2 separate regions of the Homo sapiens genome follow, and region 1 is linked to region 2. Evidence: chromatin contacts called from ENCODE Hi-C or POLR2A ChIA-PET data. All regions are on one chromosome and are shown on one strand. Each heading gives the region's core, a stretch centred on a gene start or an enhancer-like site at or near the end of the contact. The rest is flanking DNA. Distances are from core to core; before and after follow the strand shown.

Evidence for each region. Hi-C counts contacts between places; a loop is a spot of excess contacts on that map. ChIA-PET counts read pairs that join two places held with the same protein, here RNA polymerase II (POLR2A).
Region 1: a loop to region 2 is called in a map of endothelial cell of hepatic sinusoid, with 6 times the contacts of the local background. The contact joins the enhancer-like site here to the promoter of LINC02858 in region 2. A Hi-C loop is called at or near these places in 3 of 168 maps with a recorded cell type or tissue (GM23248, endothelial cell of hepatic sinusoid and heart right ventricle). POLR2A ChIA-PET finds 5 or more read pairs at or near these places in 2 of 52 experiments (WTC11 and activated T-cell).

The regions. Positions count from the first base shown.
Region 1 is chr16:19,387,299-19,390,645 of GRCh38, reverse strand. All of the region lies in intron 1 of LOC105371114 (a long non-coding RNA gene), which reads left to right. Among named protein-coding and RNA genes, the nearest start is that of TMC5, 29 kb to the left of the region's middle. RefSeq lists an enhancer at 1,133-1,192. Within about 2 kb of position 1,250, at least 3 of the 41 ENCODE cell types and tissues checked have a DNase peak (open chromatin) inside an H3K27ac peak, as active enhancers do.
Region 2 is chr16:19,332,604-19,336,019 of GRCh38, reverse strand. It overlaps LINC02858 (long intergenic non-protein coding RNA 2858), which reads right to left and starts at 1,845. Exons shown (of 3, transcript XR_950883.3): 1 at 1,736-1,845; 2 at 437-826.

The DNA.
Region 1 (3,347 bases), core at 1-2,500, 55 kb before region 2:
GGGTGGTTCTGAGCATTGAATGAGGTAAGACCTGGAACATAACAATAACTGATTTTTAAAAATAATTTAAAAAATCTAAGTGTTACCAAAATACCAGGGGTTCAGTCTTGGTCCTGCTGCTCACCACACAGAAAGCCAATGACTGGGACAATGACTACTGCCAAGGAAGAAGGCTTTAATCAGGTGCTGCAGCCAAGGAGATGGGAGCTCAGGCTCAAATCCATCTCCCTGACTGACTAAATCTAGGGGTTTACATAACAGGGAAGAAATGTAACAATGTATAAGAAAACAGGAAGGGGCAAGGAAGCAATCATGATAAATGAGGGGTCCCATACCTCATTGTTCTGATGTGGTGATCTTGTGAGTTTCAGTTCTTTGATAGTTTTTTTTTTAAATTTATTTTTTATTTTTTGAGAGGTCTGAAGATGTTTTCTGAGGAAGGAACTCAGACAAAACAAATGTAAGTTTCAAGCTTTAAGACCAGAAGCGGCCAGACATGGTGGCTCATGCCTGTAATCCCAGCACTTTGGGAGGCTGAGGTGGGCAGGTCACTTGAAGTCAGGAGTTCGAGACCAGCCTGGCCAACATGGTGAAACCCCGTCTCTACCTAAAATACAAAAATTAGCTGGGCGTGGTGGCGCACACCTATAATCCCAGCTACTTGGGAGGCTGAGACAGGAGAATGGCTTGAACCCGGGAGGTAGAGGTTGCAGTGAGCCGAGATTGTGCCCCCACACTCCAGCCTGGGCAACATAATGAGACTTCATCAAAAACAAAAACAAAACGAAATAAAAACAACAACAACGAAACAACCAGAAGAGTCGATTTCCATGTTTAAAGAAAAAAAAGAAGTCTGTGTGTGGATCTATTGGGTCGGTTTCATAAGCATGTTACACTGTGTTCATGCAAGCATTTTTTGAGTGGCCCTTGATTCTGTCCAAATTTCTTCAGCTAACCTGATAGTGAAAACACTGGAAGTACGACATCATCTACTTTAAAGTTGGTAAAAACTAAAGCTCCTGGTCACAAAAGGGATTTCACTCAGTGCCTTTGGGAAGAGAAGGACGGAAAATTGCATAGCAACTAGAAGACAGGCTCCCCAGAGGGAGAACAGAGCTGTGGCCAACCCCTGGAGCACTCATAACTGAGATCATTTTATTGTGCCCTCTCCTGAGAGGATGGTGTTTGCACACAGCAGAGACATACAAAGGTGGCCCCTTAGCCTCCACGGGCAGGGACTGTGCTCTGCTTCCCGGCTGCAATACCTTTGTACCTGCGCCCCCTTGTGGGAAGTCCCACAGTCTTTCCAGAAGTGGGGTGCAGAAAAGGGTGTTAACCTAGACCAAAGAAACGGTGCTAACCAAAACTAAGAAAAGGGAGCCAACCTAGGGCAAAGTAAAGGTGCTAACCTGGACCACGGAAGGGAGCTAACCTGGACTAAGCACCTCAGGCTAGGAGTCAACTTTGCACCTGACATCATGCATGACCTCACTTAACATATCCATGAGGTGGCTTTGCAAATATGGAAACTGAGAGATACAGACAGACAAACAAAGAAAAACTTGCCTAAACTCATCTCATTAGGAAGCATCAGAACCAACATTCAAATCCAGATCGGTCTCCAATTCAGAGCTCACACCCTTTCTCCAATATTGCATTGTAGATGTGAAATGAAGTCAACCAGCCTATTTGTAGATCCAGCTGTATCACAATTCCATTATTCCATCCTATGTAATATCCCAAAATATGAAAACATCCCCCTACCCTCTAGAAAAAAAATATTTCACAATGGTCATGCCAGCAGGAGTGAGGTGGAGCTTGGGGCTATTATCTAAATGCCTTGTTATAACATGCATAATTTTCAAGATAAACTGTTCAACCAATTCTTAAATCACTGACCCATATAAACACAATAATCCCATGTATTTAATACCAGTACAGCATGTCTTTTAAGACAAAGTGGTCAGAAGACTATAAACTTAAAAGTGGTTACCTCTGGGAAGAGAAGCACGAGAGAGGTATGAAGAGGGATGCTACTTTTTATTCTGCTTGTTTCTGTGTTATTGAGAACAAGCATATGTTATACATATGTCTTTTTTCTTTTCTTTGAGATGGATTTTTGGTCTGTTGCCGAGGCTGGAGTGCAGTGGCACGATCTCAGCTCACTGTAACCTCCACCTGCTGTGTTCAAGCGATTCTCCTGCTTCAGCCCCTCGAATAGCTGAGATTGCAGGCACGTGCCACCATGCCTGGGTAATTTTTGTATTTTTAGTAGAGATGGGGTTTTGCCCTGTTGCCCAGTTGGGTCTCAAACTCCTGACCTCAAGTGATCCCAAAGTGTTGGGATTACAAGCATGAGCCACAGTGCCTGGCCATGTTATACATATTTCTGTCAAGTTTTTCAACAAGCATTATTTTCATAAGTTCAAAACCATTTAAAATTGTTTTAAAAGACAACATTCAACTCAAAAATCCATAGGTGATTTTGAGATTGAAGATGGGCAAAAAAGGAAAAAAAAAAGATAATTGCTGATTTTAATCTGTAACCAGATAAAAACAAACAAACAAACGAAGACAGAAAGATTATTACCTTAAAAATGACAGTATCTGTAGTGAAACTGCTATGCTACGGGCCAATAATAACAAAAACTAACATTTATAAACATTTACTGTATATAAGCTTTGGTCTAGGATTCTTTCCATATACTAACGCATTTAATCCCCATGGCAACCCTTTGAGTTAGATACTTGTGGTAGACAGCCTTCAAAATGGCTCTCAATGATCCTCCCCTCCTGGTATTCACCTTCTTGTGTATGCCCTGTGAATAGGGCCAATATGTGCCACCAATAAGATATTGTAGAAATAATGGTATGTCAGCCTGAGCAATATAGTAAGACCCCACCTCTACAAAATATTAAAAATTAACTGGCATGGTGGCAATGGCACACATCTGTCGTCCCAGCTACTCAGGAGGCTAAGGCAGGAGGATCTCTTGAGCCCTCAGGAGGTTGAGGCTACAGTGAGCTGTGATTGTACCACTGCACTCCAGCCTGGGCTACAGAGTGAGACCTTGTCTCAAAAAAAGGAAAACAGAGAAATGATGGCATGTGACTTCCAAGACTAGGTTATAAAAGACACTGCTGCTGCTTCCTTCCTCTTTCTCTCTCTTGAGTTACCCATTCTGGGAGAAGCCAGCTGTCATTTTGTAAGGACCCACAGTTAGCCCTGTGGAGATGCCTGTGTGTAGGGGAACAGAGGAACAGCCATGTGTCTGGCCACCTTGGAAGCAGGTCCTCCAGCCCCAGTCAAGCCTTCAGATGACTGCAGCTCCTGCAACATCTTAACT
Region 2 (3,416 bases), core at 596-3,095:
GGCTCATGTGATCCTCCTGCCTCAGCCCCCTGAGTAGCTGGGAATACCAGTGCATGCCACTACACCCGGCTAAAGACAAAAAAGTTATTATTATTATTTTTCTATTTTTATAGATAAGCTGTTCTTCAAGGAGATGGAGTAGCTTGCTTAAGGCCACCTAGCTAGTCAATAGCACAGCCAGGCTTTGAACCCGGGCAGTTAGTTATCAGAGTCTGGCCTCTCAGCTGCTATGCTGGGCTGCCTTTTGTTAATAAGACAGCTCCTCTGTTCTCACTCTAGTGGGGAGGCCAGTGTGCCTGGAAACCAAGACAATGAAGTGTGATGAAATACAGGATCCACACAGAGTGCTGGAGGAGTCCCTGGCAAGGTCGCCTCACCCACCCAAGCAGGGGGATAGGCTATATGGAAGATTCTTTTCCTAACTGGTCAAGCTTACCTTCCTTATTTGTGATGTCAAGGTCATCCCTGGGTGATCCTTTCATCCATGTATGATGCAGTTTTTCAGCAACAACACTTAGTGAGTGCTAATCCTGGACATTGGGGATCGAGAAATGAACAAGGACTATCCCTGCCCGCCTGGAGCTCACAAGCTGGTAGAAGAGACAAGGAGGGAAGGGCAAGGGTGGGCTAGCCAATTAAGACCATGGAGCATGACTCCGTCCACCCCTTCTGGTTCCTGTCTTGGTCTTTGAGACCTATGCTCTCCAAAGTTGTGGGCTGCAAAGGATAGGGAGTCAGGAAACCCAGTTCTAATCCAGTGCTTCCTCCTAGAAGCTGTGTACTCTTGAACAAGTGTCTTTACATCTCTGGGCTTCATTTTTCTCATCTGTAACATAGAGAGGTAACACAGGATGATTTCCAGCAGCACAAGACCATTTATTGTCCCCCAGTACCTGTTCTCCACTGTCTCCATAATAATGGAGTCTCACTGGGCACAGATTTGCCGGCTTGAGGCTGTATTTCCCAGTCTCTCCTGCAGTGAGGTGCGGCCATGGGAATAAGTCCTCACTGATGGAATATGAGCAGAAATGATGTCAGCAAGCATCTGCATCACTTGCTTAAAAGGAACTTTCTTGCCTTGCTACTTTTCTTTTTCTCTTTCCCATAGGTGAGTGATGGATAGGGTGGGGCCACATCTATTACATGAAACAAATTGGAAGAAAATTTCACCCCTGAAGGACTGTGTGGCTCAGAGTTACCTCGTCAGCCTGGACTGCTCACTTCTGAACTCTTACAAAAGCAAGAAACAGCCTAGGTGGGAGGATCGCTTGAAGCCAGGGGTTCAAGACCAGCCTGGACAACATAGCAAGACCCCATCCCAAATAAATTAATAAAATTAGCTGGGTGTGGTGGCATGTGCCTCTAGTCCCAGCTACTTGGGAGGCTAAGGGGGAGGAATTGCTTGAGCCCAGGAGTTCAAGGCTGCAGTGAACCAGGATTGTACCACTGCAATCCAGCCTGGGTGACAGAGCAAGTCCCTGTCTCTTAAGAAAACAAAACAAGACAAAAATAAAAGCAAGAAATAAACTTTAAAAACCCCACAGCCATTCTATTTTGAGATCTCTTTGTTATAGCAGCTTAGCTTATACACTAATATAGAGTATTTGTTTCTTTTTTCTCTACTCCAAATCTTGTCTTCCTTCCTGCTGCCTGTACCCTTTCTCAACTTATTCCAAGGCAAAAAGAACACTCATTTTGCGGTTCTGCCCAGCTAGTTTAAGCAAAAGTTACTTACCCAGCCCAGGAAGCTCCTCTAATGAAGGCTACCAATGAGACATCAGACAAGAGTGCTGGTCCCATCTCATTGGCCAAGATACCAGCACATCAGCCCCAGCTGGTGAGAGTGGCTGCCTTCTTCACAATCACTCCTCTACAGTCAGTAGTGTGATGGTCTCATAGTAGTTGCTATGGGCAGCAGCACATTTTTTTTCTTCCAATGATGCTGTCTGCTTCATAATTTCTAGAATCCTCCTGGAATTCAGACATTTGTCAATAAGAATAATAATAGCAAACATTAATCAAATGCTATCTCTATGACAAGAACATTACATGCATTTTGTTCCATCCTTTTTAGTTATTATTGTTTGAGACAGGGTCTAGCTCTGTTGTCCAGGCTGGAGTACAGTGGTGCGGTCGTGGCTAACTGCAGCCTTGACTTCCTGGGTTGAGTGATCCTCCCACCTCAGCCTCCTGAGTAGCTGGGACTACAGGCTCACACCACTACACCCAACTAATTTTTTTATTTTTATTTTTTGTAGAGATAGGGTCTTGTTTTGTTGCCCAGGCTGGCCTCAAACTCTTGGCCTCTAGGGATCCTCCCACCTTGGTCTACCAAAACACTGGGATTACCAGTGTGAGCCACCACACTGGGCCTCATTCCATCTTTACAACATCATTATGTGGTAGGCACTGTTTTTATTACCATTTTACAGATGAAGAAGCTGAGGCCCAGACAACACAACTTATCCAAGATCACATAGCTAGAAAGCGGCAGAATGGAGTGGTCTGTCTTTCTATATTTGCAAGAGTTTTGCTATTGTGAAAATGAGTCATTGCCTTATTTACTAAATCCCTACAATGTTCCCAGCCCCATAGGAAACCCAAAAGAATGATCAGAACCCAAAGAACTACCAGGTACAATCACTCTTTCTAGGGTGGGAGGAACCCAGGTCCTCCCATGGTATAGGGTAGCAGCTAAGTCGTGGGCTTTGGTGTAAGGCAGATCTGAATTCAAATCCCTGCTCAGCCACTGAACGGTTGGGTGATGCTGGAAAAGTTCTTAGCCTCTCAAACTGTTTCCTCCACTGTGGAAAGGGGAGTTAATAATGTCTGCCAGTTTGTTAGGAGGAGTCCATGGAGGAAAGGGCTTTGCCATAGTGGGCATTAAGGAAGGGCACTTAAAGTAGCAAGAAGAGACACATGTTCACATTGCCTGCCATGTTTGTATTTGTTTCCATGTAGATTTTTTCTATTGCAAGTGACAGAAACCCAAAACAAGCCAGCAGTAAGTGAAGTTTATTGGTTCTTGTAATTAGGAATCTCAGCGGTGGGCCCAGGGACTCAAACAACAACGTCAAGAATCTCTGTCTTTTGGCTGAGCTCCTCTCTGTGCTTTGGCCTCAATGAAGAAGGAGTCCTTAGGCCATACCAAGCTGCCATCAGTCAGCTCAGCTAGGTATTCTAGAGGGAAGACAGCTTGGTATTAGAGGGAAGAAATATTACTCTCTCCTGGTAAAATCTCAGAGAACCATTTGATTGGACCAGGGGAGTCATGTGCCTCCCCTTGAAACAACCACAGTGGCCAGAAGAATGGGGCTTAGCTGAGATAACACAAATGAGGTGCCCAGCACACAGTGGGCTCTTGGTAAGGATTGGTTCCTGGTACTGTCCCTCCCTCACAGCACCCAACCTCAAGT